Regions from separate parts of the Homo sapiens genome. Here regions 1 and 2 are each linked to region 3. A link is a loop called in an ENCODE intact Hi-C map of the cell type or tissue named here. Cell type or tissue: natural killer cell. All regions are shown on one strand.

Region 1 (8,000 bases), 730 kb after region 3:
ACAGGAGGCAAAAGGCACTTCTTACATGGTAGCAGTAAGAGAAAATGGGGAAGAAGCAAAAGCCAAAATCCCTGATAAACCCATCACATCTCATGAAACTTATTAACTACCGTGAGAATAGCATGGGAAAGACCATCCCCCATGATTCAATTACCTTCCCCTGGGTCCCTCCCACAACACATGGGAATTCTGGGAGATACAATTCAAGTTGAGATTTCAAAGGGAACACAGCTGAATCTTATTATTCTGCCACTGCCCCCTCTAAATCTCATGTCCTTGAATTTCAAAACCAATCATGCCTTCCAAACAGTCCCCCAAAGTCTTAACTCATTTCAGCATTAACCCAAAAGTTGACAGTATGAAGTCCCATCTGAGACAAGGCAAGTCCCTTTTGCCTATGAGCCTGTAAAACCAAGCTAGTTACTTCCTAGATACAATGGGGGTATAGGTATTTGGTAGATACAGCTGTTCCAAATGGGAGAAATTGACCAAAAGAAAGGGGTTACAGGGCCCATGCAAGTCCAAAATCCAGCCAGGCAGTCAAATTTTAAAGCTCCAAAATGATCTCCTTTGACTTCAGGTCTCACATCCAGATCACACTGATACAAGAGGTAGGTTCTCATGGTCTTGGGCAGCTCTGTCCCTGTGGCTTTGTAGAGTACAGCCTCCCTCCTGGGTACTTTCATGGGCTGACGCTGAGTGTCTGCAGCTTTTCCAGGCACACAACAGTGCAAGCTGTTGGTGGATCTACCATTCTGGGGTCTGTAGGACAGTGGCCCTCTTCTCACAGCTCCACTAGGCAGTGCCCTAGTAGGGACTATGTGTGGGGGCTCCAACCCCACATTTCCCTTCTGCACTGCCCCAGCAAAAGTTCTCCAAGAAGGCCCCACTCCTACAGCAAACCTTTGCCTGGGCATCCAGGCATTTCCATACATCTTCAGAAATCTAGGTGGAGGTTCCCAAACCTCAGCTCTTGACTTCTGTGCATCTGCAGGCTCAACACTGTAGGAGATCAGTCAAAGTGGTGGGAGAAATTATAGGCAAAGGGCACAAACCTTTGGAAAGGTCAGAAGGCTCTGCAAAGCTTCAGGGAGAATAAGATAAAGGCAGCTGTTCTCTTACCCTGAGGCAGTGGGTGAGAAGTAGGTACAAGGGAGTGCAGGGGAATTTATCTAAATAGGCTTGTTTACTCATTTTGACCAGAAAAAGACCTTTGATCATCCGCGCGTGACCAGTTCCCTAAAAGGAGAATAATAAATGTTAATTACCCACAGACTGTGTTTGCTCCAGGCTTTCGGCATTATGCCTGTACTAAATAAAAGCAAGCAGCTCCAGCTTATCGAGGCTGCTCTTTTCTTTGGTCCCTAGTGCCAGCAGCCCCCTAGCTGCTCTTACACTGCATGCCTGTGTCTGAGTACTCCTTTCATCTGTCGCTTGGCCAGGGTCTGCGGGATGGACCCAGCAGCTGGTGCCCCTGTGAGACTCAAAACTTCCAAGGCTTGAGGCTTCCACCCTCTGAAGCCACAGCCTGAGCTTTACATTGGCCCCTTTCAGCCATGGCTGGAGCAGCTGGAACACAGGTCACCAAGTCCCAAGGCTGCGCACAGCATGGGGACCCTGGGCCTGGCCCCCTAAACCACTTTTTCCTTCTGGACCTCTGGTCCTGTGATGGGAGGGGCTGCCCTGAAGGTCTCTGACATGGCCTGGAGACATGTTCCCCATGGCCTTGGGAATTAACATTAGGCTCCTTGCTACTTATGCAAATTTCTGCAGCTGGCTTGAATTTCTCCCCAGAAAATGGGTTTTTGTTTTCTATCGTATAGTCAGGCTGCAAACTTCCCAAACTTTCATGCTCTGCTTCTCTTTTAAAACTGAATGCCTTTAACAGTACACAAGTCACCTCTTGAATACTTTGCCGCTTAGAAATTTCTTCCACCAGATTCCCTAAATCATCTTTCTCAAGTTCAATCTCTAGGGCAGGGACAAAATGCCACCAGTCTCTTTGCTAAAACATAACAAGAGTCACCTTTGCTCCAGTTCCCAACAAGTTCCTCATTTCCATCTGAGACCACCTCAGCCTGGATTTATTGTCCATGTTGCTACCAGCATTTTGGACAAAGCCATTCAACAAGTCTCTAGGAAGTGACAAACTTTCCCACATTTTCCTGTCTTCTTCTGAGTCCTCCAAACTGTTCCAACCTCTTCCTGTTACCCAGTTCCAAAGTCGCTTCCACATTTTTGGGTATCTTTTCAGCCACGCCCCACTCTACTGGTACCAATTTACTGTGTTAGTCGATTTTCACACTGCTGATAAAGACATACTTGAGACTGGGAAGAAAAAGAGGTTTAATTGAACTTACAGTTCCACATGGCTGGGGAGGCCTTAGAATCACGGTGGGAGGTGAAAGGCACTTTTTACATGGTGGCGGCAAGAGAAAATGAGGAAGAAGCAAAAGCAGAAACCCCTGATAAATCCATCAGATTTCATGAGACTTATTAAATATCATGAGAATAGTATGGGAAAAAGACTGGGCCCCATGATTCAATTACTTCCCCCTGGGTCCCTCCTGCAACACATTGGGAATTCTGGAAGATACAATTCAAGTTGAGATTTGGGTGGAGATAGGGCCAAACTGTGTCACCTAGCAAAGGATTTTTATGCTCATATTTTTCTTAGCCATTTTATTCAAAGCAGCTAGATGCCATAATTTATGCATCATCTGGAATCACTTAAATTTTTTCTGCAGAAGGTGTGATTGATAATTGTGAAAAATGTCAATAATTGTCCTAGTGTCCAAAATGCCCCCCAAATCAAATAACCTTTGAATTGCTGAACGTAAGTGCAGGAATGTATAGTGGAGATCATGTAGGTCAATGCCACCAGTTTAAATCCATCCATTTGATTAATTGGACAACTATTTGCCTTATTTGTAAAAACTAAAGCCCCACCTGTCAGGTTCCCCTCAAGTACTAAGGGCAGAATCGAAAATGCACAGATTTCTCATATTAAATGGAAGTGGAACACTTCATAGGGCAAGTCTGGTCTCATAGATAATTCTCCTTACACAAGTAAGTTGAGACCTCACCTTTAGGGTCTTCTTGTCCCTCTCTTGATTACTCAGAGGGACAGCTTTTGACTACCTGGAGACCACTCCCAGGAAGTCTGTGAGGATGCTGGGGCTTGGTTTACTGAAGACTAAAAGTGCTGGTGTCCACCTGGTGGCAGCAGCCATCTAGCCCTAGAGACAACTCTGGAAGAGCTGCTGCAGGAGGAGCCCGTAGCCCAATGAGCTATATGGAAAGCCATTACCTTTGCCTTATTCAGTGCTCGTAAGAACCAGACATGCCTTTTTCACCTACTCTTGGGTACAGCCAGCAAGCTGTCTGGTTGGTGACAACTGACCGGTATATTAAGGACACTCCTCTATGGGGCTATAAGCTATTGACAGCCACTACTGCAGCCTCAGGAGACATTTTTGTAACCCTTGTGGATGCCATGGAAGGGATGCATATGAGGTGAGACAACATGAAGCCAAGTGGGTGACTGGACCCTCCAGCCCTGGTGGCCAGCATCACTGCCTCAATCCATTATTGGACTGGAGATGGTAATCTTGCCACTAACACAATAGACTCAAAAGTTAAACCTCATCTGAGTGCCACAGAGAATAAAATGGCCTACTGGGACTGTGGTTCCTCTGGTTCCTCTCCACAGTTGATCTCTCAGTCTAAAGGTGACAGGGATCATTAGCTCTGGGGGTGGGGCCTGACTTTGTCTGGCAAATACAATACGTTGGTCCTCTGCTGTCACCTGGTGGCCATTACTGGTACGCAGTGGCAATTGACAACTGTCATCATGGAGTTGCCATTCTGTGAAGCTGGCAGATTCCGGCCACACCGTAGTGGCACTGGAGACTATTCTCTGCTTGGCTTAGTATCCGGTTCACTTGTAATTAGACGATGCCGTACTGTTCACAGCAATGGTGCCCCCAGTAGTGGGCTAATGGACAAAACATTCAATGCACATTTCATGTCCTTGGTCTCAGGTTGGCGTCATTTTTAAGTGGTAAGATAGACTTTGGAAGATGTGACTGAGAAAATTACTAGACAAATGATGTTATCGGCACTGTGTCCTACACATCTTTAGCAGACAATGTGAGCATTACATGCAGCTGATCCTCAGAGGAAACATTCCCCTTGGAGGAGGTGATTGGAGAAAATCAGGACAGAAGAGGCAGGGATTCAGGGAGATCGGTTCTCTATGTCTATGATTTCACCATAAAATCTCTCAACCGCTGCTCTTTTTCTTTTTTTAAATTGACCCTACCACCTGGGAATCTTCACTGGTTTCATCATTATTTGACACCATCAGTGACAACACAAAGAGGGTGACTCCAATCTGTTGCTTCTACCACTCCCTGGTTTGGCTTATTGAATATGGAAGATCATATGATTAATTGCTAGAATTTGTGAACTGTAATGAACTCTTTCAGTGGCTGAGTTCTACTACTGTTCCCAGCCCTCATGATTGGTGACCCATCAATGAGGAAGGCCTGGGTGTGGGTGAGTACTTGATTAATAAAGATGGATGTAGCAGTTACTGAATTAGAACAAATAGATTATGTCACTGTCGAAGGAAAGGAGCACCCCCAGTATTAGGGAGAAACCACCCTTTACATTTCAGTGTATAAACAAATTTCAGTTCATTTTTTTGTATCAAGTAATAGTAGATATTCATATTTTTCTCATGGATATGCTGTTATTTCAGCACCTTTTGGTGAAAAGAATTTCCTTTTCTTTTTTAAAATTTCTTTATAAAATTCAAATAAAATACGTATATCATAAAATATGCCATCTTAACAATTTTAAGTGTATAATTTGGTAGTATTAATTACATTTGTTATGCAACCATCACTGCTGTCCACTTCAAGAACTCTTTTAATCTTATAAAACTAAAACTCTGTAAACATTAAACTAACTTCCCATTCTCACCTCACCATAGTCTCTGGCAGCCAACATTCTACTTTTGGTATCTGTGATTTTTGACTAGTCTAGGTACTTCATATCAGTGGAATCATGCAGTATTTGTCCTTTGTGACTGGCTTATTTTATCTGGCATAATGTACTCATGGTTCGTCCATATTGTAGCCTATGTCAGAATTATCTGCTTTAAGGTTTAACAAAGCCTTTCCTTTTAGGATGACTGAAATATTGCTTGGCCAATGTTACTCTGCATAAAACACATGGAAATGTTAAAATACACATTTCTGGGCCTCACCCCAGATACTCTGGTTCAGTTTGTCTGTGGTGGGGCCTGAGAATTAGCATTTTTTTTGAGATGGAGTCCTGTTCTGTCGCTCAGGCTGGAGTGCAGGGGCATGATTTTGGCTCATTGCAACCTCCGCCTCCCTAGTTCAAGTGATTTTCCTGCCTCAGCCTCCTGAGTAGCTGGGATTACAGGCACCTACCACCACGCCCAGCTATTTTTTGTATTTTTTAGTAGAGATAGGGTTTCGCCATGTTGGCCAGGTTTGTCTCAAACTCTTGGCCTAAGGTCATCTGCCCTCCTCGGCCTCTCAAAGTGCTGGGATTACAGGCATGAGCCACCGTCCCCGGCCAAGAATTAGCATTTCTAAAGCTCCCCAGCAGAAGCAGATGCCTCTGCCCCACCTGTCACCCTTTGGGTAGCACAGATTTTCATCTTTAAAATCACTGGTCAGCTATATGGTGATGTTAGTTTAAAATGTTGGTGAAAAATGGTCTGTGACAAATCCCAGCCTATCCTGTGATGTTTACAAATTGAACGCCATGAGCATTAGAATTGGGTGAACCTGGATTTCTCTGCTGTCCTGACTCTTAACAAGCTGTGTACAACTCACCTCTCCAGACTTTCAAGTCCCTTGGTTTATAATTGGGAATAAAACTACTTACCTCCTAGGGATGTAGTGAGAGCTATATGAGGGGGTGAGTGAAAGGCTCAGAGCCCTTATAAGAAATAGACTTGGTATGTCACAGTAGATGCTTGATGTATATATATTTTAGAAACTCAACCCCAGCAAACGTCCCCTGGCTGCCCCCACCCACCGCCTTCTGTGTCATCTCCAACACTCATCAATGTGTTGTCTTGGTTTCCACTACTTCACTGCACTTCTAAGATGTGAAACCTAGTTGGTTAGTTCATGTCTCCCCTAGCCAATGTGTTGCACAGTGCCTGGGACATAGTTGATGATGAATAAATATTTCTTAATTGTGTGAACTACATATAGAGGCCATATTAGTAGTCTTCAACTCAGGTTACACATAGAATTGCCTGGAAATTACTTAGGATACACCCCAGAGATTCTAATTCAATTAATTAAGGGCGGTGTTTCTCAAACTTGGCTGCATATTAGAGTCACCAGGGGAAATGTAAAATTGCACATGCTCAGGCCCCATCCCTGGCCAGTTACACCGTAACCTCTGGTGCTGACGTCCAAGCACCAGTGTTTTTGAAAAGTTGCCCCAGGTGACTCCATTATGTAGCTAGGGTTGGGCACTGCTGGGCTAGTTGGGGAAACAATTTAAGTACATCAAGAGTGGACTAGTGGGCCAGGTACAGTGGCTCACGCCTGTAATCCCAGCACTTTGGGAGGCCGAGGCGGGCGGATCACCTGAGGTCAGGAGTTCAAGACCAGCCTGGCCAACATGGTGAAACCTTGTCTCTACTAAAAATACAAAAATTAGCTGGGCATGGTGGCACATGCCTGTAATCCCGGCTACTCGGGAGGCTAAGGCAGGAGAATCGCTTGAACCCAGGAGGCGGAGGTTGCAGTGAGCCGAGATTGCACCACTGCACTCCAGCCTGGGTGACAGAGCGAGACCCATCTCGAATAAATAAATAGCCATTAGAAAAAAAAGAGAGAGAGTAGACTATTAATGTGTTCTTAGGTAAGACAAATACGAAATTAAGAAGTGAGTCACTTTTCGCGTATGTCTAATAAAATCTAATTTTCTTCCTTTCCAACTCTGTTGATTAATTTAATTGCTGAGTGTACAGGGTTGTTCTTTTTCAGGTTCACTTCTCTATCTTTTTGGCTAGTTGCTATTGCTGCATGGTGGCTGTGCTGGGTTGAATAGTGCCCACCAAAAATTTATGTCCATTTGGAATCTGTGAATATGATCTTATTTGGGAATAGGGTGTTTGCAGACATGATGGAGTTAAGATAAGGTCTTTCTTGATTAGGATGGACCCTAATCCAATGGCTGGTGCCCTTATCAGGAGAGGGAAATTTGACACACACGCAAGGGAAAATTCCATGTGAAGACAGAGGCAGGGATTAGAGTGATATGTCTATAAGCCAAGGAATGTCAAGGATTCCAGCAACTTTAAGAAACTGACAGAGAGGCATTGAACAGATTTTCCCTGAGACCCTCCAGGAGAAACTAACTTTGGTGACATCTTGAGGCACTTCTTGCCTCCATCACTGTGAGAGAACACATTTCTGTTGCTTTAAGCCACCTAGTCTGTGTAATGCACGATGGCACCCTGAATAAAATAATAGTGACTTCATGGGTATACATGATCCCTATAGCATCTAGGTATCACGTTCATTAAGAAGACTAAAGTCGTATTTCTGAAATCATTCTTTTATTTTGCACACACATAGCTGCTATTTACTGAACACTGGAAATTCATGAATGCGTTACATATTTAAACTTTCATAGAAGGCTCAGATCAACAAAGCAAAACTTCTACAGATAATAAGTAGTTGTGTATGCTTGTCACTCTTGGGCCCATCAGCACCTGTTCCCTATCATATTGCTGAACTCTGCAAACTCCAGAAAGGAAGGTTTCTTTTCCAAACTTCAGAGAAGCTGCAGATCAAGAATTTGGGCCGTTGCATCTGATTAGAAACTCTCTTCTTCCAGTGTGAGAACGTTGGATTGAAAGCGGCATAATATAAAAAGAGATGGTTGTCTGTCAGGGAGAGGTCAGATCTAAAAAAAAAAAAAAAGAAAAAAAA
Region 2 (8,000 bases), 770 kb after region 3:
AATTAATATTCTGTTGAATGTATTTTGGAAATTTTTCATAACATTATTTTTCTGGTTGATTTCCAACTTATAACTAGAAAATAATAGTATAATTGGAATAAATCAATTTATTATATTTATTGATGGGTAGCATCAATCAAAATTATTAAAATTACTTTTTTTGAGAACTTTTTTTTTTTGAGACAGAGTCTTGCTCTGTTGCCCAGGCTGGAGCGCAGTGGCGCGATCTCAGCTCACTGCAACCTCCCCCTTCCGGGTTAAAATGATTCTCCAGTCTCAGCCTCCCGAGTAGTTAGGACTACAGGCACCACCACTGCCTGGCTAGTTTTGTAGTTTTAGTAGAAATGGCATTTCTAGTAGAAACAGCATTTCACCATGTTGGCCAGGCTGATCTTGAATTCCTGACCTCAGGTGATCCACCCACCTCAGCATCCCAAAGTGCTGGGATTACAGGCGTGAGCCACCACGCCGAGAACTCTTTAATCTTTAACCTTTATCTTAATAAAACAAACACATTATAAATAGAAGCAGAGTAGACCATTTGATCAGAATAGCTAATATACAGCCATTAAGTGGTGGACCCAGTGCTGCGCTATTTCTCTCTCTGGACAAAATGTATTAAAATTCACACACTTGGCCGGGCGCTGTGGCTCACGCCTGTAATCCCAGCACTTTGGGAGGCCAAGGTGGGCAGATCACGAGGTCAGGAGATCGAGACCATCCTGGCTAACGTGGTGAAACCCCGTCTCTACTAAAAATACAAAAAATTAGCCGCGCGTGGTGGCGGGCACCTGTAGTTCCAGCTACTCGGGAGGCTGAGGCAGGAGAATGGCATGAAACCGGGAGGCGGAGCTGGCAGTGAGCCTAGATGGCACCACTGCACTCCAGCCTGGGTGACAGAGTGAGACTCCGTCTTAAAAAAAAAAAAAAATTCACACACTCTCTGCCTCTGCATCATACATATTTAAGATGGGCAAATCAATGCATGACTGTACGCGCTTGAGAAGTAGAAATGGTTTTGAAATATCCCGTACTTAAGAAAAATTATCTTTGAATGATTCGACACTCTACAGGAGATAATGATGCCTGGCTTGATGTCTTTCTTTTATCAAAAGGCCAAATGGAGATCATTTGACCTGCTGGTGATCTCAACTTAATCTCCCTCGACCAGTGAAATAACTAAAATACTGTGACAACAGTATTCTCCTGATTTCATAACAGATCTTAGGCGGAAAAATGTATATACAATGAAAGAGTGAAATAGAAATATATTTTAAAAATCAGAATCTGGAGAAAAAAAAAACACAGAAAAGCCACAATTAGAAGCCAGACACTTACAACAAAATTTCCTCATTAATGAAGAAAGCAAAACTGCCAACTGGTCCCCCGGAGTCGGTGGGAGTTGGACTGAGAGGGAGAAAGCGAAGCTTGAATTCATTTCCTGGTGGCACTACTAGACGTGTGCCAGGTCAGCCCTCTGCCACGAGTCATCCGCTTATCAGTCTCTTTCCCTTCAAATATAGGGCTCATCTGTGTGGACACCTCTGTCACCTGGGAATCTCCCAGGGTGTGTGGGAGGAACCTGGGAACTGATCTTCTGATGTTCCCAGCCACATTTGGAAACTACTGCTGAGGAAAATTCTTTTCTCCCCAAATACTGCAATCCACATTGAGCGGCAGGACTTTAACTCCTGACCCTGATTTCGCTTATGATCAGAAAATAAGGACGCTCCCATATTTTTTTTTCTCTTACAAATAGAAAGGATCTACTGAATTTATTGAATATTTGAAAATTTATTGAATTTAATAATTTCAAGAAATTTACTGAATTTAAACCAAACTGCTTATAAGTTTGCACTGCTCTTAAAGTAATGCACAATATATGAAGAAATCCAAGTTTCTGTTCAAGTCCTTTCATAATGGGTAGAAAATCATATTTACCCGGAATAATTCCTTGCTCGTGTAAGGTTCACAGATCAGTTTTTCCACATTTGCACCAAAGACAAAGGTAAGAACCACAATGATCATCAATATCCAGCAAAAGAGGAAACTTAATCCAACTCCACTGGAAAAAAATATAAAGTTAGTAATTCAACAAAGAATGATTCAATATTACCTACTGATACTTACTAAATCTACCTATACTCTATAAAATAGCCCTGGGGTCTTCAGTGTTATTCAGGTGAAACAGATCATCCACCTAGGAGTGACACAGGGCTTGGGGACCTGGAGAGGGGCAGCTCCAGGACAGGCAAGGGTACACTGGATGGGGGCCTGGGGACCTGGGGAGGGGCAGCTCCAGAGCAGGCGGGGGATCACTGGATAGGGGCCTGGGGACCTGGGGAGGGACAGCTCCAGGGAAGGCGGGGATGTACTGTATAGGGGCCTGGGGACCCACGAGGGGTAGCCAATAAGGGGCTGAAAGCACACGAGGAGCACAACCCGACTTCTCTCTGAACGCAAGCACTCTTGGCACAGTGTAAAGGATAGACTGGACAGGTGCCAACGTGGATGGGACATCATTGCAGAGGCTGTTATCATGGCCCATGAGGGTGGCCTAAGGGGGCAGGATTGGTGGAGAGTTGGTGGATGATGGAGATGTAATATAGGAGACACAGGAGGCATAATATAGGAGGCAGCAGGACTCGGAAAGCGCTGAACACGAGAGGTAGAGGCAAGGAAGGGCTCCAAGGGCAGTGCCAGGGAGCGCTGATGCTCTGGAAGGAAAGAGAAGATGGGCTGGATGTTGGTCTTGTTGCCAGAGACACTGAATGGAAAGACTGTGTAGGAGTCAGTATGTTTGGAGCTCAGATATCTGGGTTTCGGATGTACCTTAGGGAGCCAGCAGCTTAGCCATGGTCATTTATCCCCAGGGCTGGCTTGGAGAGAGAAACAGCCTAGGGCTGGGTCTGGAAGACTTCAACATTTACAAAGATGGGTGGTGGAAGGAGGGGCCAGCAAACCAGACCAAGATGATGAGGCAGAGAAGTAGGAAGGTAACTATGTGGGTGTGATGCCACCTAGGGGACAAAAGGAGTGTTTGCAGGAGGAAGGAATGGTCGGCTGTCACCAACCAATGTGCTGTCTGCATTGCACAGAGAGGTCACTGCCAACTTGAAACAAGTGCAGTCATGGGGGAGGAAACCACATCGGAGTGGACCGGAGAGTCAGCAGGAGAGGAGGGCACAGGCAGCAAGCGCAGATCACTCCTCTGAGAGCCTGTGTGGGGGAAGGAGAGCTATAGGGAAGAGGCAGTGTGGGTAAAGAGTTTCTGCTTTTATTTCTGAAGAAGGGAGAGAACAGAGCCTGGTTAAGTATTGAGTGAAAGTCAAGGAGACAGGAAGAGAATAAAGACATGGAAAAGAAAGGGGATGATCCATTTTATCAGGATCAGGGAAAGGAATGGGATTGAGAATATAGCTGGCGGGATCAACCTGAGCAGGCAGGAATCCCTCTGCTTCTGGCACTGCAGAGAAGGGATGGATGTGTTTGAGAGCAGGTGTGTTTGGAAGTTTGATGATGGGAAGTTGCATGATGGCTTCTATTTTCTCTGAGAAGAAGGAGGTAAAGCCATCTGCTGAGAGAGGGGTGAAGTAGAGGAAAATGGACGTATCAGAGTGAAAAGACTGTTGCAGGAAAGTGTGGGGGGTGTCGAAAAAGAAAAAAAACAGAAAGAGAAGGAAGAAAACAAAAGAAATAAAAGAAAAGATTTGTCAGACTATGGCAAGTCCATTTGAGACAGGAGATCCTAAGTTTGTAGGGATACCCAATGTACCCGGTGCGTAGCTTTTCTCTAGCAGTGCTTAGCTGTCTAGATGTAGACATAGAGAACAAACTCTTAAATCGATCTAGGTGCAGCTGCCAAATCAAATACCATCACTGGTGCACACTAGGAAGGAGCCTCAGAAGGGTGTGGGCTGATGCTCGCAATCACCACAGCATCCCCTCCTAAGGGCACGATTCTCCCCTTTGCCTGCAGATGCCAAAGCCATAATTACAATATTTGTGTATCTTCACTAAAATAAATAGCAAGTAATGTTCATTGGAAAGGCCTAGGTCAGCCTGACTTTCTCTGACCTACAAGGCTTCTGAGTCTGGGAGAGCACAAAGAAGAAGTGAGTGAGGGCCATGCCAGGATCCCTGTCTGAGCATGTGTGTCTGTGTGTTGGAGTTAAACAACTCATATAAACCAAGACAGCTGTCTAAAAAGGGCACCATGACTCTTACTCTAAATCGCATACAGTCACTATCTCCAGCCTTTATTTTCTAAATATGCACATTCCTAGATCAGGGGTAGGGGAACCACTGCCCAAGGTCTGTTTTTCTAAGGTTAGTGAGATAATGGCTAATGTGTACTGAAAATATTGAAAAGGAGGAAGAGGAGGGGGAGAATAAGAGTAAGATGAAAGAGCAAAAGAAGGTGAAAAAGAACAAGAATATGCGACAAAGACTGTGTATGGCCAGCAGAACCTAAAATATTTATTACTTGGCCCTTCTTGGGAAAAGCTTGCTGACTAACCCCTGATTTGCACAGTTAGGATAATACATGCATCATTTTCTGACCCCCTTTCAAATGCATTATCTTAGAAACTTTTGTCAACAAATTAGGACTGTCACCTAGTTATCATTTCAGGGGCCATGTGATCTTCCACGCATGGATGTGTCATAACTCACTTGGCCACTCTTCTACAGCTGGACATGTAGGCTGTTTCCAGTGCTTCACTATCATAACTAATACTGCAAAACACCTCCCTCTTCATGATGATTTCTTCACAGTTTGGCTTACTTCCTTCACCTAGATTCCCCAAAATGGAAATTATTCGGCAAAGAGCATCATGGTCTTTTTACAGCCCTTGCTATATAGCCTGACAAACTGCTTTCCATAACCTCAGAAACTGCCACCAGCCATAGGAATGTGCCCAGTTTGTGATACCTGTGGCTGCTCTTGGCATTGTTGTCAATACCTAAAATGGGAAGTTTTATGATGGGCTTCAAATCACGAGATGCTTGTGCCTCTGTTAGATCTCCTTATCTCTGGAGAGGCCTCCTACGCCCCCCTGCAACAGATAATACATTCACCACTGCATCCTATTCAGCTGCTAAAATGCTCCTGGGGCCAGGGGTAGCGGCTCACACCTGTAATCCCAACACATTGGGAGGCTGAGGTCGGAGGATCTCTTGAGACCAGGAATTCAAGACCAATCTGGGCAACAAAGCAAGACTGTCTCCACAAAAATAAAATTAAAATAAAATGCTTCTGGGACCATCTGAAGATAAAAGATCAGAGCAGAGCCAGGGCTCTCTGACTTTCCTCCTTCCAGATCTTTCACTGGTATCCTTTTGGGAGGTAAGAATTCCTGCTTGGTTTTGAAAGAGACCATGCTCTTGATTGGATGGTGTCACCATTTTTAAAGAGCAGGTGGTGTTTTGGTTGCAACAAAACTACACATACTCTTTCTGGTTTCTACAAGCAAGTAAACAGTTTTAAAAAAAGAAACTGCATTCTTCTAATTAGTCTGATTAGACTGATGACGCTTGTATCATCTCCTCCTTTTGCAATTATCCAGTTGTTTACCAGATACCTCAAGAAGCAGAGAATTCTGCCAAGCACAGCAAAGCGTGCCATGCTGACTGGTTGCATTCAACAATAAAGAAATCATAGCCACCCTAAGTCTGCAGACTCCTTGAAATGAATCAAACAACATCTGACAGTTACCAGCCTTCTTCCTGCTGCTGAGATGAATCCTATGGCCTCCATGCCACAGGTCTCCATGTCTATAGAATTAGTATATCTAAACTAAGGTAGCTTTTAGCCTCCATCAATTTGTTGATGATTTCTCTGTTTTATTTTTTCTTTCTTTGAAGCTTGATATCACATTTTTTGTTGTATCCCTTTAAAAAGTGTGAATAAAATTTCGATGAGGGGTGCACCATTTTTCAGAGCAATTTACCCTACCTTTCAAGTAGTTAAAAAAGATGGAAATATAGGTATATATACACACCCCACCAAAACACTAACAAACAACCAAGTTAAATTGTTGTTAAATTTGTAACATTAAACTTAAAATCAATTAAACATTAAAAGTAATGGCAAAAACTGCAATTACTTTTACAGCAACCTAATAATCTTCTGTTTAATGTATTTTTGTGTATCTGTGTACATTTGAACAAGAAGGGAAGACAAATTCATTTTTCCTTGCAGATGTGATTTCTCCTTTTTTTCTTCTCTGTCCACAGGTACTTGCAGCTAATCTTTCTTTCTTTCTTTCTTTCTTTTTCTTCCTTCCTTCCTTCCTTCCTTCCTTCCTCTCTCTCTCCCTCTCTCTCTCTCTCCCTCCCCCTCTCTCTCTCCCTTCCTTCCTTCCTTCCTTCCTTCCTCTTTCTTTTTTTCTTTATTTCTCGCTCTCTCTTTTTTTTTTTTTTTTTTGACAGAGTCTCACTCTGTCGCCCAGGTTGGAGTGCAGTTGGCACGATCTCGGCTCACTGTAACCTTTGCCTCCTGGGTTCAGGTGATTCTCGTGCCTCAGCCTCCCAAGTACCTGGGATTACAGGTGTGCACCATCATGCCCAGCTAATTTTTGTATTTTTAGTAGACATGGGGTTTCACCATGTTGGTCAGGCTGGTCTCGAACTCCTGGCCTCAAGTGATCTGCCTGTCTCGGCCTCCCAAAGTGTTGGGATTACAGGCGTGAGCCATCGTGCCCAGACAAATATAATTTCTTAAGCTTTGGCCTGTGAGCATCTAAGCTTCTGTTTGTGTGGAGTTCTTTGTCCAGCCCTGGTAGACCTCAGGTCATTAGCTCTAAGGTGATTTTACGACTCTAGTTTGTAAAGGCCTATACCATACTGGAGCCTAATTATTGTAGGGAAAGGATTTATAATCATAGCTTGTAAGAAGCCTGATTTATTGTTCCAGTGACCCAAAGTTTTTTGTTTGTTTGGTGTGTGTGTGTGTGTGTGTGTGTGTGTGTGTGTGTGTGTGTGTGTGAAAATTTGGTTTGAAGACCCAAAGTTTTAAAAAACAAATTAATCAAATTAATGTACAGCATCTGCTCTCCAGCCCGCTCACTCACAGCCCCGTGCTAGTGACTTAAGTGGATAAATGAGAGAACACGACTCAGGTTTTGGTTCTTCACTCCCCAAAGGAATTGTTTCAAACCTTAACCACTGACCTAGAGCCCCATCTCACTCCCTACTGCTGATTCTTCATGATCTTATCAAAAAGAGAATATTGACTTAGAACCCACACAGCTCTCTCCCTGCAGAGCATTCAAAGCCATTACACCACATCCTAGCTTACATTTCTGGCTCTGGCCCCGGTTGCACCTGGCTCATGCCTGCTATGCTTTGTCGTATCCATAGAGTCACAGGTTTTTCAAAGACACTAACTTGGAGGTCAATGTCTTTGAAGCAGGGACAGTCGCTCCAGTCTTCTGCCGCAGGCATACCTCTCCCTGCTGCCTCACACCTGTTCTCACGCCTAATCTAGGCTACCTGTCTAAATCCTAAGGGTTCTGCCTTGGCAGCCTTAGTTCTAAATCAAGTTTCTAGAATTTCAAGCTAGCAATACTGCTGACCAATACTGCTGTCCCACAAGAGATTGGCTCAGCCTCTGGTGAGTGAATAAATGAATGAATGAATGAATGACAAAAAGAAGGAACAATAGAAATCAAGAAAGCAAGTCTAGCTGCTTTTAAAAGGAGCCTGCCATATATAAATAGTGTGCTTAAGCTGGTCTATCAAAATGCAAGTAATTTAGTGTTGTTGTTGTTGTTGTTTGTTTGTTTTTAATGTTTAGGCTTGACAGAAGTACCCAAATCAAGGAAGGTCCCATCACAGCAGGATCTCTCCTCCTCGCGACCTGGGAGCTGGAACCCCGCGTACGTGGCCCAGAGGGCGCCGGGTTCATGTAACACCAGAGTCAGCACCCAGTCTCTCTCCTGCATTCCCACTCCCACATGACAGAGAGGAGCAGACACTCACACCATGAGGAAGACGCC
Region 3 (8,000 bases):
TGTATGGGTTCAAAACAAGAGCTCAGCCAAAAGAAAGTAAATTAAATTTTCTTTAAACATGATGTTTGAAGGTTCTCCAAAAGCTTGCAGTTTTTCTCTATTTTCTGAGCTCAGCTGGTGGGAGACACAGGATGGCCTCTATCCAGGATACTCCAAAAGTCTCAATGATTGGATATGACCCCTTGTGTCAGTCAGGTTTCTCTAGACGGACAGAACTAATAGGATATTTGTATATATGAAAGGGAGTTTATGAAGGAGAATTGACTCACCTGATCACAAGGTGAAGTCCCACAATAGGCCGTCTGCAAGCTGGGGAGCGAGGAAGCCAGTGGTGGATCAGTCCAAGTGCCAACACCTCAAAAGTGGACAAGCTGACAGTGCAGCCTTCAGTCTGTGGCCGAAGGCCCAAGAGCCCCTGGCAAACCCCTGGTGTAAGTCCAAGAGTCCAAAAGCCAAAGAACTTGGAGTCTGATGTTGGAGTGCAGGAAGCATCCAGCACGGGAGAAAGATGGAGGCCTGAAGACTCAGCAAATCGGCTTCTTCCACCTTCTTCTGCCTGCTTTTCCTAGCTACGTGGGCAGCCGATGGGATGGTGTCCACCCACATTGTTCGTGGGTGTTCATCTCCCAGTCTACGGATTTAAATGTTAATCTCTTCTGGCCATACCCAGAAACACCCAGATACATCCAGAAACAATACTTTGCATCCTTCAATCCAATCAAGTTGACACTTAATATTAACCATCGCAATCTTATAATCAGAACAATATCACAGGGATGAAAGGAAGAAAGTGAAGTCCTATTTTCTTGGAAAAACTTAGGGTCAAAGCCAGCGAAGCTGGGATCAAAAAAGAGATACAACCCTCAGGCAAGAAACGAAGCAGGAGCTGGAACTGAACAAGAAGCACCTGGGTAATCAGAGCACCTGGAGAGGAAGAGGCTTGGGCTTACATTTGCTGATGTCTGGGAGGTTCCAGCTGACCTGAAGTTCAGGTTAAAGGAAATAGCTGCAATCTATGATGAAATCCCCATCACCCACTAATAAACATCAAGTGTTCCTATGCGGGCCCTCCAATATCAAGTAACAATGTGTGCTAAATACATCAGCCCCCGTACTTCCTTGCTGTTTTGTAGAAAGATTGGTGTACTTTCCTCCTACCAAAGTCATCTTACAGATAAATTAATTCTGCTGTTTTTAAACTGCCTTTATCTCCATGGTCTTGGCATTTACGTGCCACATTTTTTTCGGTTGTATGTTAATGTGATATTTGTCCATTAAAATTCTGAAAGTCTTTAAAATGAGAGGAAGAAAAAACTTCCCGGATGTTCAGCCTAATATACCTTTCTGGGTGATCTCTGCCTTTCATTGTCTTTTAATTTTTTTTTTTTCTTTTGAGCCAGAGTCTTGCTCTGTCACCCAGGCTGCAGTGCAGTGGCACCATCTCAGCTCACTGCAACCTCCTCCTCCCAGGTTCAAGCGATTCTCCTGCCTCCGCCTCCCAAGTGGCTGGGATTACAGGCGTGTGCCACCATGCTCAGCTAATTTTTGTATGTTTAGCGGAGACAGGGTTTCACGATGTTGGCCAGGCTGGTCACGAACTCCTGACCTCAAGTGATCTGCCCGCCTTGGCCTCCCAAAGTGCTGGGATTGAGCCACCATGTGAGCCACCACGCCCAGCCTCATTGTCTTTGAATCCTTCTACTACTCTGTAAATTGTAGAAAGCTGAGTCATGCAAATATTTGTGACCAGATCAATGCAAATGAATTGTGTCCCATAGAATGCAATTGCTCTGTGGATACTTATCAGTTTGTATCTATTAAGAAAATTTATTTCTGCATTCCTGGTTGCCTCAGAGTAGACACTCAAAAATGTTTGTTGACTGAATAAATGATATATGAATGAAGCTTAAAATAGAAACCATAAGAACCCTCCAATTAAAGTGTACCATTCTTATAGGTAAGGTGGGATTCATAGCACACCGCTCATCTTTCAGCTGCCAAGGAGCCTTGTCCACAATGCCTCTAGGCCCTTCAGCCTCTACAGGTTCAGCTACTCACTACTTAATGCTCACTCAAATATAGTCTCAAATGAGGGCACTCCCACTTGCTGTCTTTTTTTCCCCCTCCAGTCCTTGAGATACCATGCATGGGTGGGATCTTTGATCTTCTGCTGAATAAAGGCAGCAGACTACCTAGAAAGGAAACTGCAGAGTTACAATAGGTACACCTCACCATGGAACACTATACATCAATTACAGAGAGAAAAAGAAGACAGAGGGAGAGAGAGAGAGAGAGAGAGAGAAGTGGCAGAAAGATGTGGAACTTATCCAGGATGCCGAACGTTAAAAAAACTCAAATTGCAGAAGAACATGTTAGTATGATCCCATTCTTGTTAAAGCACTCGCATATAAGTTGGTGTATTCATGAAACAAAATGAACACAATCATATGCCAAACCTTTAAAAGAAAGTTGGGATTACGGAAAATGTTTCCTTTACAGACCATGTGTTTCTGTAATGTTTCAATTTTTTTTTTTACAATAATCACATATCACTTTTGTAGTAATAAAAAAAAACCTACAATTTTTTTAAGAGGAAAAGCAGTTGATTCTACAAATAGAAACCCATCTTAGTTCACTTGGGCTTCCATAAAATATACCAAAAACTAGATAGCTAATAAACAGCAGAAATTTATTGCTCACAATTCTGGAGGAAGTCTAAGATCAGGGCACTGCAGATCCACTCTCTGGTGGGGGACTGTTTTCTGGTTCATAGGTGGTGCCTTCTTGCTCTGTCCACACATGGCGGAAGAGGCAGCGCAGTTCTCTGCGGTCTGTTTTATAAGACACTAAACATTCTCACCTTACGGTATTTCTACCTCCTACTACCATCACATTGGTGGTTAGGTTTCAACACATGAATTTTAGGAAGATACAAACATTTATCCCATAGCAGAACCCTAAGATGCAGGCCCCAAGGCAGTTTTTGTGGGTGCCCAATGTAGGAAACATTAGTTTTTATAATATAATACTATTTTCAATCAGAACCAAAGAAAAAAAGAAATTGGGCAAATAGTGTTATCTTCAAACACAAAAGATAGCAACATTTTCAATGTAATGGTTTTCAAAGTACTCTGATAGAAACACACCTGGAATAAAACAAAGTTTATTAGGATTTTTCACTGTTTGATAGTGTTCATTATCTTACAATGACCTTAGTGCCAGGAATAATTCATCAGAGAAGTCTTCCTGTCACTGACGAATCTTGAAATGCTTTGTAAGTTTCCATCAATGTCAGTGTTTCCCAAGCTTGCTTTTAAAAGCATTTATTAAGCATCTAATGGGTGCCTGATATTTTATTACTTTCTTTCACATGACTATTTTCTTTTTGATTAAACCTTATTTAGTAAGTATTATTTTTCTCCTGTTTTTAGATGAGAAAACAAGGACTTAGGGTGGTTAGGAAACTACCTGATTACCAGCCACCTTGATATGAGGTAAAATGGGGAATGTGTGTATAAACGAAATAGAATTCAAACTGGAACCACTGTGCTAAGTGAACACAAGTGTCTCATTTCGTGGAGGACTCACCTTGGGCAACTGGCCCAGCACTCCTCAGTTATTTAGATCTAACACTTCCTTACACATTTGGGGAACATTGTTCTCAAACAGAAGGTCAGATGGTCCCTGAAGTCTACACATGAACTCCTTAAGAAACATTCCCGGAGTCCTATGACTAGGAAATAGCTTAGGTTTCTATGAGCTCTGATCCATTTGGATAGTTATAAACTCCCAAAAAGTGATATCTGAGCAGACATCATGTGTCATCGTGAAAATAAAATCATTGCACTGACTTATCTGAAATAGTCCTTAATATTCTAGCCACTGCCCCCTTAAGGCCATACTGTACAGACTTTTGGATTTGACAAACGTGGTCATCACCACACTGACAATTTAATCCCAATACTTCAGTGATGGTGCTGTGTGCTCACTGATATTAGGTTGGTGTAAAAGTATTTGCAGTTTTTGTCATTACTTTCAATGGCCAAGCCCGCAATTACTTTTGCACCAGCCTAATTCATTTTACCCTAGAGGTAAGCAAATGTGGCCATATTTTTATACCAGCACCAGGGGGCAGCAATGTGCAAATAAGGCCGCTCTGTGGCCTCCTCTGTTTGGCCTGGTTTGGGAGGAGGATGTGGTTCTCATTCCCTAGTGCTTCTCAGATTTAAAATAATGGTAATGTAATCATTTCAGCTCTGCTCTGGAAACTGCTGGTGCTAATTCATTTCAGATAAAAATACGCAGACTACACACATGTGCATCAAATCAGTCTTTTCAGGACTCAGGGTCTGCTCATTTGGGCATTTGTTCACCTAACCTTTAATCAGAAACTACTGCGTGCCAGGTACCGCCCTGGATGAGGCCATGCTCCCATCCAGTGGGGAAACAGACACACCCCATCCAAAACCACAACCTTCCCTACTTTTTCAGTTTCCCTTAAGCACTTATTTTTTAAATTTTTTTCTTGTGAGTGATTTGTCTACCTTGTTGGAACATAAACTCCTTGACAGCTGGGATTTTTATCTGTTTTGTTCACTGGAGTATCCCTAGCTACTAGAACAGCACCTGGGACATAATTAGGGTTCAATAAATATTTTTTGAATGAACAGGTATAAAATTATTGAGACACACCATAATGGAGGTGGACGTGCATATCTTCATATGAACTAGATTACGCTAAATTATTCACTTGAATAAATTTATTGTTTTATCATTCCCACTAGCAGTGAATGGGAGTGATGCCCGAAAATAACATTAAATTATCTGGTATTAGCATTAGAAGGAATTTGGGACATCACCAAATTCTCCTTTTACAGAAGAAGAAATTGAAGCCAAAGTGAAGAAGAGATTTGCCCAAGGCTACCTACATCCAGACGGTCGCGTCAGGATTCCAAGCCAGGACTTCTGACCCCAGCCCACTGTGTTTTCACCACACACCCTGCTGCCTGCCTGACTTTTTCATTTTCCTCAAATATCACCTCCTGGAACTATCAACTGCATAAGTTAATGACCTGATCTGTCTAATTCTTATTTGGTAATTGGCAGAGACCAGACTTGGCTGTCTGCATTCAAGGTCTCCAAATCAACCCTCTTAAAGGCATCTCTGCTCAGCCTCTCTGCATGAGATCTGGTATTTAGTTCCTAGCACCCACTGTGTACTAAGTTCTTCAGAAACATGTGGTCATTTGAACCTCACAACAATCCTACGCAAGTGCTATTACTATTCTCGTTTTACTGATGAGAAAATATAATAACAGTGTACATTGAACCCACAGGGCATGCAGCAGGAACTCAGGATTGTTCTAAGGATTCCATACTTGTGAGCTCATTTAATTCCCTGACAGCCTTTGAAGTGAGTGCTGTTACTGTTTTCTACTGTAGACATGGATATTGAAGTCAAAAGAAGGCAAGATGTTTGTCCAAGGCCATATCGCTGGGAAATGGCAAAGCCACCCTGTGTTTCATTACTGTGCTCTCCTTCCCCACTGAAAACAGAGGAGCTGTGGAGTCACGGGCACAAGGTCACACGGGCTGTGCCAGCTGAATCCACTTTTGTGCATGGTTTTTTCACAACGAGCTGGAGGTTTGGGCCAGAAAACCCTTTTGTTTGAAAGTCACAGATCTGAAACTCAGCACAAAAGAGGAGAAAGTGATAATGCAAAAGCTGCCTGGGCTGCAAGCAGCGTTTCCTCTTTGGGTTTGTTTTCCTTTCTAATTTGCCAAGCTCTTTCCAGGCTGAGGCAGCTGCCACACAAAGCTCTTGAGGAGATCCCACTAGCTGGCCAAGGGACAACCATTAGACAGATGGGCTGGACCTTCTGTTTCCACCCTTCCATCTGGGCACCAAGAGCCTGGGTCTGCCGTGGGTGTGGGGACACCCTGAAGCTTGCCCATTCCAGGCTCAACCGGATAATGAACTGAAGTCACCTCATAGCAACTTGGACGTGATGTTTGTGGGAATGAAGCTGGTTTGCTCTGTTATTCTGTTGAATTAATCTGGGCTCTGAGCCCCCTTGAAAATCATCAGGAGAACACAATCTAAAAAGATGGGCAGGAAGTGGTTCTTTTGCTGGCCGGAGGTGATTTTGCTGATTGAACTTTTACATGTGGTACGGAACAAATGAACAGAAAAGGCTCGGCTTACGAATCCTCTGCCGTTAGTTCATCTGCACATGTTCTGACCTCTGAAACTGAAGCATGCTGGTAAATCTCAGAGCCTCTTTCCAGCAGTGTCAAACAGTGTGATGAACAAAGGCTTTGAAGTCTGGTATACCAGGGGGTGCTTCACAACATACCCTGGGTGACTATATGACTCTGCCAGGTAACTTTGCCTCTCTGAGCCTCAGTGTCCTCATCAATGAAATGCAAGTTATAAAGCCTTTCTCACAAGGTTGTTGTAAATGTCTGGCACCTAGTATGTGCTCAATAAATAATGCCTATTATCATTCGGGAGAAAACTTTCATGGCCTAAACTATGGCAAAGGAGCAGGTCTGAGTCCTGGCTCCATCTCCTGCTGGCTAGCGGGCTTCTGACATGTCATCTCCCTTCCTGCAACCTTGAATTTGACCTCTGACTGGAAGCGAGGAGATTGAAATATTCCCATCTTTAAGGTCTCTGACTAATCTGCAGTGACTCTCCCACTAGATGATCACTTCCTCCCGTACACACGCTCGCTCACTCTCTCTCTCTCTCTCTCTCTCACTGTCTTCTAGAGTTCATGAGGGAGGAGGATAATACAGGGATCCCAGGCTCTTTGCTGCCAATCTCTGGGAGAAAGACAGGATTTACTGAACAGCTACTAAGTGCCAGGTGCTCATTATTTATTCTCCCACTTAAACCCCTCAGTAACCCTTGATTGGATACTGTCGTCTGTAGTTTACAAAAGAGGAAATAGAACCTGGGGAGGTTTCCACAACCTTCCCAAAGTCACAGTAACTGAAAGAGGCAAAATCCATGCTTATACCCATCTGCCTATTTCCCAACCACTTCTGCTCTAGATGATCTCAAGACTTTGGTAAAATGAAATTTATTTTTCTATAGACAGGTCAGGCACCCATGGTCTATGAAAAACTCACAGCAAATATTGCTGCTGATAACAGCGAAGCACTTTTCCAACTCCACTGTAATGCTGAAATGGGAAGCAAATAAAAGAGGTATTTCCTAGCCTTTTATGATGGACACATTTACAATTTAATTTAGTCATACTGGTTTTGTAGAGTAATGAATCATTTAAGAAGAAAGCCCACGGTAAACAATTCCAATTAGCCTTTGGAAAGCTCCCCAGATGCTGTGGTTTTGGGTTTTCCATGTTGCAGCTGATTATCCCAGCTGTAGCCACATCAGCCAGCTCATCGCATAGTGCAGAAGAAAACACAGTCATCACTGAGCAAAAAATCACTGAAGACAAAATGAAGTCCTTCTTGCCTTGGCTTTTCTCCTGTTATATTTTTGATAATGTCTGTTAGGGAAATGACCAAAAACAACTAAGAAACAACTTGATATTTCCCTCATTTCACATTCCCTGGGCAGCCACTGATGGGTTGAAGAGAACCAAATTACTAAAATGCACTTGGTTGTTGGATAATCAGGGGAAGTGTTTTGTATCTCAGGGTTTGGATGTGACATTTCTGGCCCACTCTACAGGGCAGAAACCTAGCCATTCTTTCCTAATTGCTAAGTTCCCCTCATAAAATCCATCTCCAGGGGAAAACTTTAATTTAGATAGGTCATAAGTTGGAGCCTCTGCCAAAGACAGCACAGGCCGAGAGAAAAGACAATAGTTCTGCCACGGTAATCCTTGGCCACCAGAAATGATGGGGACAGCTTCCTTTTTCCCCTCCCTAAGAAGCTATTTTTCTATTTGGTTCATTTTACTTGTAACAGCAATGGATAGGATTATTAGACATCAAAGCCAATCTGAAAGAAACTCCTTCGACCC

What was found. Peaks named below come from ENCODE experiments on the same cell type or tissue, not always from the same donor. Only the 100,000 strongest peaks of a DNase experiment are listed, where the experiment ranks them.
Region 1: it touches region 3 in a loop (26-fold over the local background); 8 of 110 quality-filtered maps call a loop at or near these places.
Region 2: it touches region 3 in a loop (9-fold over the local background); 7 of 110 quality-filtered maps call a loop at or near these places.

Annotation. Positions count from the first base shown.
Region 1 is chr4:15,952,638-15,960,637 of GRCh38, forward strand. It overlaps FGFBP2 (fibroblast growth factor binding protein 2), which reads right to left. Exons shown (of 2, transcript NM_031950.4): 2 at 7,608-7,974. Among named protein-coding and RNA genes, the nearest start is that of FGFBP2, 6.5 kb to the right of the region's middle. In natural killer cell, CTCF peaks have their summits at 3,792 (motif pointing left) and 3,997; a DNase peak (open chromatin) is centred at 3,784; H3K4me3 peaks cover 581 bases; H3K27ac peaks cover 2,105 bases.
Region 2 is chr4:15,998,555-16,006,554 of GRCh38, forward strand. PROM1 (prominin 1) reads right to left here. Exons shown (of 28, transcript NM_006017.3): 13 at 7,984-8,000; 14 at 1,942-2,065. Among named protein-coding and RNA genes, the nearest start is that of FGFBP2, 39 kb to the left of the region's middle. In natural killer cell, a CTCF peak has its summit at 3,026 (motif pointing left); a DNase peak (open chromatin) is centred at 3,017.
Region 3 is chr4:15,227,579-15,235,578 of GRCh38, forward strand. All of the region lies in intron 2 of C1QTNF7-AS1 (C1QTNF7 antisense RNA 1), which reads right to left. Among named protein-coding and RNA genes, the nearest start is that of C1QTNF7-AS1, 200 kb to the right of the region's middle. In natural killer cell, CTCF peaks have their summits at 4,126 (motif pointing right) and 4,327; DNase peaks (open chromatin) are centred at 4,133 and 6,223.